2 separate regions of the Homo sapiens genome follow, and region 2 is linked to region 1. A link is a contact called in ENCODE Hi-C or POLR2A ChIA-PET data. All regions are on one chromosome and are shown on one strand. Each heading gives the region's core, a stretch centred on a gene start or an enhancer-like site at or near the end of the contact. The rest is flanking DNA. Distances are from core to core; before and after follow the strand shown. Region 1 has its middle 150 kb from the start of THBS1. Region 2 holds the start of LINC02915 (long intergenic non-protein coding RNA 2915).

The links. Hi-C counts contacts between places; a loop is a spot of excess contacts on that map. ChIA-PET counts read pairs that join two places held with the same protein, here RNA polymerase II (POLR2A). Pooled maps may share reads with other maps.
Region 2: a map of endothelial cell of umbilical vein shows a loop between it and region 1 (8-fold over the local background). The contact joins the promoter of LINC02915 here to the enhancer-like site in region 1. A Hi-C loop is called at or near these places in 1 of 168 maps with a recorded cell type or tissue (endothelial cell of umbilical vein) and 4 of 50 pooled maps. POLR2A ChIA-PET finds 5 or more read pairs at or near these places in 2 of 52 experiments (BJ and endothelial cell of umbilical vein).

What each region holds. Positions count from the first base shown.
Region 1 is chr15:39,427,889-39,433,990 of GRCh38, forward strand. No RefSeq gene overlaps it. Among named protein-coding and RNA genes, the nearest start is that of THBS1, 150 kb to the right of the region's middle. Within about 2 kb of position 2,628, at least 5 of the 41 ENCODE cell types and tissues checked have a DNase peak (open chromatin) inside an H3K27ac peak, as active enhancers do; they include endothelial cell of umbilical vein, where a contact is called at or near this core.
Region 2 is chr15:39,247,190-39,253,291 of GRCh38, forward strand. It overlaps LINC02915 (long intergenic non-protein coding RNA 2915), which reads left to right and starts at 3,480. Exons shown (of 2, transcript NR_144508.1): 1 at 3,480-3,674; 2 at 4,870-6,102. The region is part of intron 1 of LOC105370777 (a long non-coding RNA gene); the gene reads right to left.

The sequences.
Region 1 (6,102 bases), core at 1,378-3,877:
AGATAAGAAGCCAGAACAGACAGTCCCCTCTGTGTCATTTGTCGTTACACAATATCCTAACCTCACGCCTCTAGGGGGGCAGCCCAGCAAAGCCAGCAATAGCCAGAGACTGCTGGCTCTTTCTGAGCCACTCATGGTTTCAAGGTGTCCCAGATTTTAAGAGGCTGAATTTTCTTTATGCTTCCTGAGTGCTTCTATCTCTCCACTTTAACATTGACATATGCATGTATTGCAGTAATATTATTTATTCAAATCTACCATGTTCTGGGCACTGGAACAGTGCCTGGAACTGTTGCTGGAACTGTTACAGTGCCTGGAACTTCTTAGAGTATTATGTATTCAAAGTAATATCATTTATTCAACAAACAATATTATATAACTCCTTCTAGGGCTTACATTCTAATGGGGGAGCACACGATAAACAAATAATAAATGACAGTAAAATAAAACAAATAATCACATATGAAGAGGTCCTCTGTGCAGGATGTGAGGACCAACGTTTGAGCACTGGCTCTGACATAGAGTATGTGGAACCCTTATTCGCTCATGCAATCCCCAGGGAAATCCTCTTAGGAGGTACTATTAAGCTTCACTTGACAAATAGGAAAACTGAAGTCCAGACTACACAGCCTAAAAATAGTAGAACACAAATTTGAACCTGGGTCTGATGCCCAAGATCCATTATCATTCCACTTCACCATCTCTCCCCCTGAAGCAAGGTCAAGAGACAAGGAGAAGGAAGGCCAGGACTTTGAGCCTTTCCACCTCATGCAAGAGTGTCCTCTGAGCCTCCACTGCTCAACTCAAGCACGTGTTTTTAAACATTCCAAAGCACTCCCAGTTGCAAAGGAGATGTTGTAGGATGTTAGGTCTCAGCACAAGGAACCCAAACCTTCAGGGGCTCTCCTCTACATTATGCTCCCATTTTTCTCCCAAAATATCGATCTCCACCCACCCTAGACATAGAACTGGAGAATAAGTTCCAGTTTCATCCCTTTGCAGATCTTAGGGGGACCCATCAAATTCCCAGCCACTGGGTGAAAATCAGCAGCTTCTTTATAGGACCTGAGTTGCCTTCCTAGAGGATCCTAGAGGAAAAAAAAAAATCTTATCCTTCAAATACTGCTGTCTTCCAAAATACGTAAGGACGCCACGGTGAATCATAGTGGACACCCTGCATTGGTTGGGTTATTATTTATCCTAGAAGCTTGGGTTCTTGGAGCCCTAGCTTATTTAAGCAACAAAGTCCCTCACAGCCCACAGGTGAGGAAGTGAGTGTAACAAAGAGATCATTGGACCTAAAATCAAAACACCTGTCAAATCCCGGTTCTGCCACTTACTAGTTATGATCTTGAGCCAGAGACTTAATTTCTTTGAGCCTCAGATTCCTTTCTGTAAAATAAACAGTTGTGTGACTTACCTTACAAGGATCATTGTAAAAGGAAAGAAGACCTATGTAAGATTCTGTGTTGAAAGAGCTCAGTACATAATCATGTATTTTAAAAATTAGATGTGGCTTTAATTTTTAAATTTTTCTCATTAAATTTGACAGCAAATTATGTTACTTGGCTATGAATTTAAACCTTGCTTACGTCTCTTATTTCTGGGAAAAAACAAAAAACACCTGCAAGGTTATCCCACTGCTGATTCCTGAGGGGAGGTCCCTCAAGGGCACATAAGGTGACAACTCCTCCAGCATGGACAACAGCCACCCAGAGATGCCAGGGAAGAATAGAGGGAACTCTCTTCTTTTTCCAACTTTCCACGTAATTTGTAATTGTTGTTTAAACTCTCAATCCTCCTGGTGATATGATAGGCTCAACTTTCCAAGATACTGAAGTTGAAAGAGTTTAAAAAAAAAAAAAAAAAAGGTATAACCAGGAAAGTTAGCTTTAATAATCTCCATTCCAGACATTTTAACCCACTTGAAAGGGGTAATACTTACCCCCCAAAACCTAAAGGGTGACTGTTTTGAGCATGAGGTGTGGGGAATAGAGATTAGCGTGAGAGGGAGGAAAGTGTTAAAATAGAAAGAGGCAGAGAGGAAATGAAATAACCTTCCTACCTCTTATCCTTGAGTGCTTTCAAGAGCCTGTCTGGGGCCAGGAGCCCCAGGAAACACCAAGGCTGTTTCTTGCCTTCACCTTTGGGCTGTTTTTTACTGCCATTCATTAAGAAAATCTTTTCCATCAGCCTTATCATCCTTTTCTTGGCTCTTGGTCAGGTTGAGTCAGACGTGGAACATTTACTTTCACAAAGACTAACCAATCTTTTGTCTAGACGCAGATGTCTTCCACCAAAGCTTGTTGATCAGGGTCATGAAAGAGGCTGGTAAACACGTAGGCCCTTTTGTGTAACTGAACACTGTGGGGGGAAGACTGAGGACAGAGGAAATGGAGAAAATGGGGGGAGCTAGGAATTTGTTGATAGCATATAAAAGTGGGCAACTGAAAGCACTGTGAACTCTCTTTGTTTGAAAAGTGTAAGGGGACTAGTTTGTAGTATCCCTAAAAAGGTTTGCAGATCAAGAGTGGAACTGGGTTTCAAAGGCCCCAGGGCCTTTTCTTGTCCTGTTGCCTCTGCCTGGACCATTTTCTGTCCTTCCTCTCTACTTCCTCTTCCCGGGCCAACTTTTATTCCCTCTCCCAGTCTTTTGCTAACAGCCACTTCCTCAGGAAAGCTTTCCCCAGCCCCTGCGGCTAGGGCAGGTTGCCCCATTACCCACTCTCATCACACCCTGCACTTTGCCAGTGCAGCTGTCTTCAGTACTATAATTAAATGATGATGTGTGCACAGCTATTTGGACAATGACTACCCATATTCATTAGTCGTTGGGCATTTTGTAAATTATCTTATAATTGAGCTAATTGTAATCTTTAAGCAGTAATATTACACAACAAAAACGTGTATAATTATTATTAAACTAATAATGTTGTCTCTCTGGCTAGATATTAACCTCCTTGAGGGCAGGGACTGCTTGGACCTGTATGTAATGGGGTGCCCAGTGCCTGATACTGTGCCTAACACATAGGTGGAGGTCAAAATATATGTTGAATAAATCAATGTATGAGTTTGTCCATGAGGGCAATAAAGGGGAAAACGTAAGGGGAAAAGCATCCAGAGAATAGTTCCCACTGGTTTAGGCTAGACAAGCAATGTACCAATGTTTTGGTTGCCCCAGAGTCCCTAGTACGGAGCTATTTCCTACATCATTCACCATCCTGAGCACAGAGACCTTCTGAAGTCTTATTCCATTGTTGCCTTTAACAGCAAAGAAAAAAGAAACTTGGAAGCCAGCTCCCTGGATGTACTGTATATCTTTTGAAAACAAAAAGTGGTCTTTGGTCATTTCAGAGAAATTTTAAATTCATGGTAATATGAAAAAGAACTCATTGTTTAAGAAAAATATTTTGGCCAGGCACAGTGGCTCATGCCTGTAATTCCAGCACTTTGGGAGGCCAAGGCATGAGGAACATTTGAGACCAGGGGTTCAACACTAGCCTGGGCAACATAGTGAGACCCCCACTTCTACAAAAAAGAAAAAGAAAAAGAAAATTATCCAGACATGGTGGTACATGCCTGAGGATAGCTTGAGCCCAGGAGGTTGAGGCTGCAGTGAGTTGAGGAAAATAAACGTCTCATTTCTCATTCCAAAACCACAGGGACACTTTACTACAAAAGTATGATTGCACCACTGCACTCCAGCCTGGGCCACAGGAAAAAAAAAAAAAAAAGAAAGAAAAAGAATATTTTCAAGGAGTGAATTAGACTATAGTTTTGGAAGTCTGATTCATCCTTCATGTAGTGTATGTTATGTTGCATTAGCCATCTTTCCATGAAGTTCCATCACTAGATAAATGAAATTGAGCATGTCTCTGCATAGGTTTGGTCCTTCAGAGGTATTGTTGATTCTACAAAAGCAGAGACAGTCTCATGCCTATCTTTTGTAAATCCAGGACACTATGGTGTCTTGGGCACAGAATAATCACTGATGAGATGAATAGGTGCACCAAGTCAAGAGGTCCTTGAAAGGTCCCCCATTAAACCTATGTTATCCCCCCATTAGTTTACCTCACAAAGCATGATTCCATTCTTAGGGGAAAGTTTCACAAAATGGCTCTCATATCTCCCTCTCTGTAGACTCCTAACTTATTGCAGCCTGGTTTCTCCTGGCCTTCATCCCATGATGTGTACCAGCTCAGTGTGTCTCCTTCCTGCTCTCTCCTGCTCAGCCCTCTCCCAATCCTCCCTCTATCTTTTTGATCTTCAAAGGAGTCAGACAAGGAGCACATCCCCCTCCAGGCAGTATTCTCTGCCAGTCTTTTCAGATGACTGTATTTTCCTGGTCACAAAACGTCCCCAGTGTCCAACATCTTCTTGAGTAAGCATCTACATAAAGGAAGCAAGTCATTTCATGTGTGCACTTCCATTAATAGATTCTCAGGATCAGCACCCCAGGGATCTTTTACAAGCTCAGTGGAAGTATTAATAGCATCCTACATTAAAAGATACTTTTTAAAAAGTCTGTTAATTTAGTCAACATTCTTAGCCTATACATCAATGTCAAAGCAATGGGATAGCCAAGATCCTTGAGCACTGGTGGCCTTAATGTGCTGCTAGTGCGATGGTGATGTTCTTAAATTTGTAATATGTCTTCACTTAATTGTAGCTTGATTTCTTTTGAATGAGCTTATTTATTTTAAGACCTGGGTCTGTGCTTTGTACTGTTCATTTTCATATATAAAAAGAAAGGTGAGACAGCACAGGCCAGTGTCTATAATCATTTGAAGTTATAGTCCAAAGGTCAAGAATTATGGAAGGAATTTTAAAGAAAATCCATAAAATTGGGCAAATAGGGACCAGATACAATGAATAAAGTTCTCTCAGAGTACCATTGCTGCCTTTTTGAGCAAACATAAGTGCACCTACCTCTGAAAACTGGCTTCTTGTGAATTAAGCTAGCAGGTCATCGGCCACTCAACACAGCGGCCAATGACTTGGTAGCTACAACACTGTGCTCTGAAAGACTGAGAATGAAGATGAAAAGAAAGCATGCCACCCTGTTAATAGTCTATGGTAAGAGGAGCTGTCAGCATTGCAGCATTAGGAAGAGGGATTAGTCTTTCCATTATTCAACACAACTCATCTTTTTTGTGCCAACAATGTGTTCAGCACTGTGGAAAACACCCAAAGAGTCTGTCCTCAAGTATGATCACGTTGAATGTACAAAGGGAACTGGCAAAGTTCCTAAAACCTGGCCTCTTGCCTCTGGAGGACGTTGTGTGTAGTATCGTTTCTCACACCCTACAACTAAGTAAGGTCAAAAGAGAACAGGTGGCTCTTACATAGCTGACCTTCAATGTCCATTCTGTAGGCATCACCCCATTATCAGGAGTAGGTACTGTCCTTCACTCTTGTTCTGTGTCTAGCAGCCAGGCACCACCCAGCTAAACCAGACCACATGCTCAGTTTCTCCAACAGCTCAGTCTCCCAACTGATTCCTAGGATGAATGAATGTACAGATGAAAGGCCTAAAGAGCCTGGTGCATAAGAGGTCACAGCAAACGTGAGTGTGCCTTCCCTGCCTTCAGTACATCCAGCAGGCACTCTCTCTGCCCTCCCTCAGTTGGACATGCAGCCTCAGATGCTGAGTCTCAACTTCCCTTCCTCAGGGGAGCTGCTATAGAGCAATAGGCTAGCTTGCCTTTGTTCTGCATCCCACACAAGCAGAGAAGCCAATAGACAGGCATGGAGGAAGTTGGGGAAGAGCAGGAAACATCACTTGTGCACTTTCATCAGACACTGGTGTAGCCGTTTTGTAGATATGAATGCATTTAATCTTCAGAAGGATCAGAAGCAGGGTGTTTTGCACATGAAGAGACTGAGATTTAGAGAAATCAAATAAGGTTTTTAAGTTCACACAGCTAGAATGTAAGGGAAGATTTTAGCCTAAGACTTTCTGATTTCAAGGTCTTTGTTTTCTCCCATGAAATTTCCTGAGAAAATAATACCAGGGCTCAGAAGACTTCTAACCTGGCTTCCAAACTCAAGAGACCTGGAAAAGAACCAAATTGGAAGAGCATGATGGTTGTTGATTCAAAA
Region 2 (6,102 bases), core at 2,230-4,729, 180 kb before region 1:
AGAACATAGTAGGTGCTCAAGAAATACTTGCTGAATAATGAATGAACATTTGTTAGGAAACTTTAGTAGGAAGGATTTTAATAGTAAAACCGTGAAACTAATCTAAGTGTCTAAAACTAGAGAACGATTTAATAATGTTTTAACAGCCTCCAAAATTATGTTGAGGAAGAATAAGATATATCATAACATAAAAATTGTGATACAGATTATAGATGAAAAATTTAGGTTACTAACAAGAATGTATAAAATATTCCATTAATTATATATACATATATACACATATTTTACTATTTTATATATTAAAAGATATACAGCATTATACTATGTTGGTTATCTCTGGGGATCAGATTACAGGTTGTTTTTACTTGCTTCCTTGAGATTTTTTTCTGTAATATCTGAATTTTATTCCTTTCTTTCCAAATTTGGGGAAAAAAATAAGGTTTCTGAAAATTAAAAAAAATAGATAATATATCAAGTTTGGACTGCAAACCAGAGCTTTCAGCAGAACATAGTTGAGTCTTTGCCATAGACACCAACTCATTTCCTTCCTTTCTGTGGCATTCATTCCACTATCATGCATTTTTTCCCAAATGAGATGACAAAATGGAAAGACCATTTCTACACCAAGCATTGAGCCATAGGAAAGCGGAATGTCAGTCAGGGCATCTGCAGATCAGGAAATCATGTCACAGAAAACAGGACCTGTATAAGATCTAAGTTTATGCCATTTGCTGATCAGTTACCATATTTCAAAAATTATACACACTGTAATCCCCTCTCTCTGTTCTGCGGGCCCTTTGAAGAAGAAGGCATTTTTAGCAAATGTCCTTTAAATGGAGAAAAGAGGCAGATCAATTTACTCCAAACTACTTCAGATTAGATCTTAGTCAGAATGCCTCCCCAGAGTGGAAGCTCTTCTCCAGAAGTACCTTTCCTGTTGGATTCAGGTTCAGGGTTGGAACCCACAGACCCAGAATGATAGGCTATCAGCAAAGAAAAGCATGTCATTAGCATCCAGCAGCCCTCAGTTTGTCCTTGTCTCCTTCATCTTCCTTCAAACTTCTATTTTTCTCTTAGATTTCCCTGAAACTCTTTTAAAAATTCCTTTTGAAACAAGTGGGTGCCTGACTCATTGCCTATTTCCTCTGTTTTCCACCCAAGTGGTAAACAATGGGCTCTATTCAAATATGGACCGTCTGTGAGCTGGGAACCTGCGTGCAGACAAAGCTCCTTGTCCCAGGGCAGACTGCCAGACCCATGCTCTCCTCCACTCACCTCCTAGGCTGTTTAATAAGGGCCACTTGGCAAAAGGCAACATATTGTCATGGTCCTGTGACCTTGTAGTTCTCTGTCTCTTTTCCCTTCAGCCCGAAAGAATATTTCTCTAAATTCTCAAGTCAACGCATTTGAGAACAGCCTTTCAAAAGATACTTGTAGGAATAACAGAAGGTAGTTCAGGACCCAGTCAAAAGGACTATCTGGCTTTATTTACAATAATTTTAATGCCTCTGTCCTAACTCCTCCAAAGTTATTAATATTTTGTCTGTAGATGGTGGTTGCCAGGAAAGAGAATCTTGCAAAGTCAAGGGCATGACAAAGCTGAGAAATAGAGAAGGCTAGCCTAAGACTTTGGGAAGAGAAAGGTGAAGGAAAAAAATAGTAGGAATCAGACTATGGAACAAGAAGAACGGGACAAAGTTTCAAGTCCAAAGTGAGCAGGTAAGACAAAAATAACTGAACTTAAATGACAGAGTAGTCTTCAGGGAAAAAAAGAGAGAGAGAGAAGAGACTAGAGAACACATTTGCTTCAAGTGCTTGAGGAAAGCACACCTCCAGTGTGTAGAGGAATCACAGGAGGAGATTTTGCATATGGTGTCCAAACTCCCTTCCCAAGAATTTATGTTTCCTGAAGAACACTGCCAACTTCCCCCCTCCATCTTAAAATGGTAAGAAAGAGAGTTAAAGAGAAGGTAAGGGAAACAAATAAATAATTACGATAATCCAGTTATATTAGATATGTGTGCATTTTAAAATAACTTCAACAACCATATGAAATTGTGGCTCTTGTTCCTGTTTTTTTTACAGATGAGAAAATTGTAGCTTATGGAGTTTAAATAATTTGCTCACAGTCACAGAATTAGCGCTAGAATTTAAAATCAAGTGGTATGACTAAAAAACCATGAGAAAATTCATTCCTTCTTTTACAAAACAAGTCACTCTCTACTGACAATCAAACCCAAGTCCTCTAGATTCTCCATAATATTATTTACATCTATCCTCTTCTATCCAGCCCTACTGTCCCTCCCTCATAGCTTACTAAGTTTTCCCCAAAAGCCTCCTGACCTCCCTTCTCTGTGTCCCCCCATTCTTTTCCTTTCTTCTTTCCTTTTCCTTCCTCTCTCAACATGTATCTCATCAATTCCAACCTGCTTAAAACCCTTCAGTGACTTCCCACTGACCTAAGATTAAGTCATTGCTCTCAAATATGGCACTGCTTACCCATTGTTCTGCATATTATATTCTCTCTCCATCACTTTCTATGTTCCAACCACATTGGACTTCTTTAATATCCTCAAAACTACAAGTCGTATACCAGGGAAGGGCTTTTACACAGGCTGTTTATTCACTGTGGAACACTCCCTCCTCCTCTTCTCTTAGCTCAGCCATTCGCAAACTTTTGGGGCTCGGCCCCTTTGTGCTCTCAAATCTTCTGAAGAACCCCAAAGACCTTTTCATTTTAAAAAAGGTAGATTATATCATTATATCATGTTGCAAATTAGAACCAATTCTTTTTTAAATATTTAATTCATTTTAAAACAACATAGTAAACTGATTATACCTTAACATAAATAACATTTTATGAAAACATAGCCACGTTTTCCAAAACCAAAAATACATGAGTGAGACTAGTAGTGCTGTTATGCATTTTTTGCAAATCTTACCAATATCTGGCTTACTAAAGGATAAATGGATTCTCATGTCTGCTTCTGCATTCAATCTGTTGTGAAATCTATGTTATGCAGCTTCTGTAAAACTCCATTGTACACTTGTAATGCAATAAGAATGAAAAGGCAAATGACTTCTTAGTATTATAGGAAAACAGTCTTAACTCCTCCCTAAAAGTGTCTTAGGCAGAGACATCCAGGAAACCCAAGGTATACATTAGGAACTCTTAATTATCCTTAATATCTTGTCTTAAAGTTAAAATTTGCAAAGATGTCTTTCCTGACCTCAAAGAATAGGTCTGAGTCCTCTTGTTATATGTTTCTATAACATTCTTACCTCTCTGTCAAAACACTCACCGTACCTATAATTTATTCAATAATTTGCATAAGGACAGGGACCATACCAACTTTGTTCATAGTGAGTCTCCAGTGCTCAGCACACAGCAAGGACTCAGAAAATCTTTGTGGGAGGAAGCAGGAAATAGAAGGGGGAGAGCAAGGAAGTAAGGCCTCAGACTCAATGACACAGCTCCCTGACAATCGCTCCATTCCTTCAGCAGGATGTACACAGAGATATAACTTTCTACAGCATCCACTGCAGCTCTGGGCTCCATTTCCCTTTGAAATGGGATGGGAGAAAGGGGCAGGTAACAGACTGGAGTGAGGAGACTGAGGAGAAACTGTAGAGAATAATACTTAGGAGTACACGTGCTGGATTCTCTCATTAAGGTAATCATTCAATATTTACTAAGCAGCTACAATTTGCCAGGCATTCTTCTGGGCACTTGGGACACATCAGTGAACAAAATAGAGAAAAGTTTCTGGCCTCAAGCGATTTACAGGCAGACCTGAACTCAACCACACATCCCTCCACTTGAGTTGGCCTGGATTGTTTGTTTAATCTTCTTGTGCCTTATTTCTCTCATCAGTAAAATGTGAACAAGCCTTGAGAGTTTCCAGGTGAGAACTAAATGAAAGAATATCTTTAATGTACCCAATAGAATCAGGCACCTGGTAGGTGCCTAATAAATGGAAATCTTTCTGCTGGCAACTCTTATTCCAAAATTGATTTTTTTTTCATGTACAGAAACTATTCGATAGATTAGAATCCAGTCACTCACAGGATATCACTTGGGTAGTTGTCGGGGAGGGGGAGTGGTGTATTTAGGGTCTTCTCAGGATTCGGGGGGCTGGCTGCAGTGTCATTTTCCTATAGAGAAGCATCACCTCTGGCTTCCTCTCTTCTTCACAAGCCACCTGGATATGTTTACATTGAACTATGCAAGGTACTATTGTAGTCTTAAGCTATGCAGTATTTCAAAACAGACTTTCCTGAGGACTCTTACAAAAATAATTATGCCACGAGTGTCAGACTATTTGAAAGAAGATATTCATAGCCAACTGTTTGTAAGGGACCACCTCCTTACATGGGTTTATTGTGTATCATAGGGTTGCTGGGGTTTTCCAACTTCACCCTCTGAGTGTGGGTTGGCCTTTCTGAGAAAGCTACACTGCCTTTGAAGTAGGACTACCAGGAGAGAGGGGGGAAAAAAAAGTGTAGGGCTCTTTGACTTTTCATTTCCCTTTCTATCTACTTACTCTTTGTGCCTTCTCCAGTTAGTACCACACTAGAGAAGTGTTAGGTAGAGGAAGAGGAAGAAAGAAAAAAGGACAATCTTATCAGTTGATTTTGCTATGTGTTACCAGTCTGGTAAAAACATTTGAAGTTAGAAAGTATTCAAACATGAATAAAGTTTGGGAATTACTTGTATGGATTTAATTTCCTCAGAATACCCTCATTGTTCCTTCGCAGGAAATATTCATGAGTCAACTATCCAGAATCATAGTTATTATTCAAGCGGTGTGGGTTTAAAAGGAGATTTGATGCCATGGCAAACCTCACTGACTTAGACTGTTCTTCAAGTTAAAGAGCAGGATGATGTCTGAAGTGGCTGAAACACATATGGCTTCAGTGTGTCAAGAAGACCTGAAAGATCCCACATGGAAGTGAAATTCATTACTGGCAAGCACGGTGGCAGGAGACCCCAGAGGGCTGAGCCGCAAAGAATTTGCAGAGCCTTATGGCTAACTCCATGGCCTAGTTTGATCTTGAAGTTACTGTCTTGGATAATCCTCTCAAATCTGTTCCTGCACTTAAGAGCCACTCATCACATGACGGAGCTCCCTCTCAGGTTCCTTTACATCGCCCTGTCAGAAATGACTTTCAGGGAACAGACATCACATCAAATCATCCAACAGATGTCCCTTTCAAATAAGTTGGAGCAGAACCAACTATATGGAGAAGTCATAAACAAAGAAACAGACAACCCAGTGATTTCCAGCGGATTGACATTACTCTTTGCACAGAAACCTCAGTCTCCTGGGTGGAAGAACATGAGTTCAACAAAGCGTGTGTGCACTATATTGGCTGACTCTTGCCGTGCTCAGGCTCATGCTGCTGACAGGGGAGAGAGGGGACATTTTGGAGTCCAAATCTTGCATCATTTCATTGAAGTGTTCAATGTCATGGCTGTAAGAAGTAACCCATTTTAATAACTGGCATCAAAGGATTTAGGAGAGAGAAACCCAGTATCCAGACCCATTTCCGTCAGTGACACTCTCCTCGTATTGGGAGGATTGGCCAGAATCGTCTGATTCCTGTTTCTGATTTCCTTCCTCACTGGCATCAGAGTATTTCACTATAGGAAAACTAATATCTAACTGAGCTCCAAGTGCTAAATAACAGCATCTCATGTTCATTCCGGGTCACCAAGAGGTTCAGGGTGACCAAGTCACAAACTATAAATTTGAACATTTGATGATTTTTGCAGGAGACTGGGTGAACAAAGGAAAACCCGAGAGATACATAAAGGTGGAAACTAGGATTTCTCATTTGAATTATTTAACATGCCTCACTCTAATGGTTATAAATGTAAAGGAAATGCAGGTTCTTCAAGAAGGTGAAACGAAGTTACTGAATTTAAGTTTTTTTTTTTTTAAACCTACTTTAGAATAGGAAACATGCTTACTAATATTTACAAGGCACTACAAGGCACCAGCCAAAAAGCCTGATTTATTGGCAGGATATTCTTGTTGTTGTTGTTTCTATTGTCCATATAGGCAGGCAATTAATACTTTTTAGAAAATTAAGTTGCCA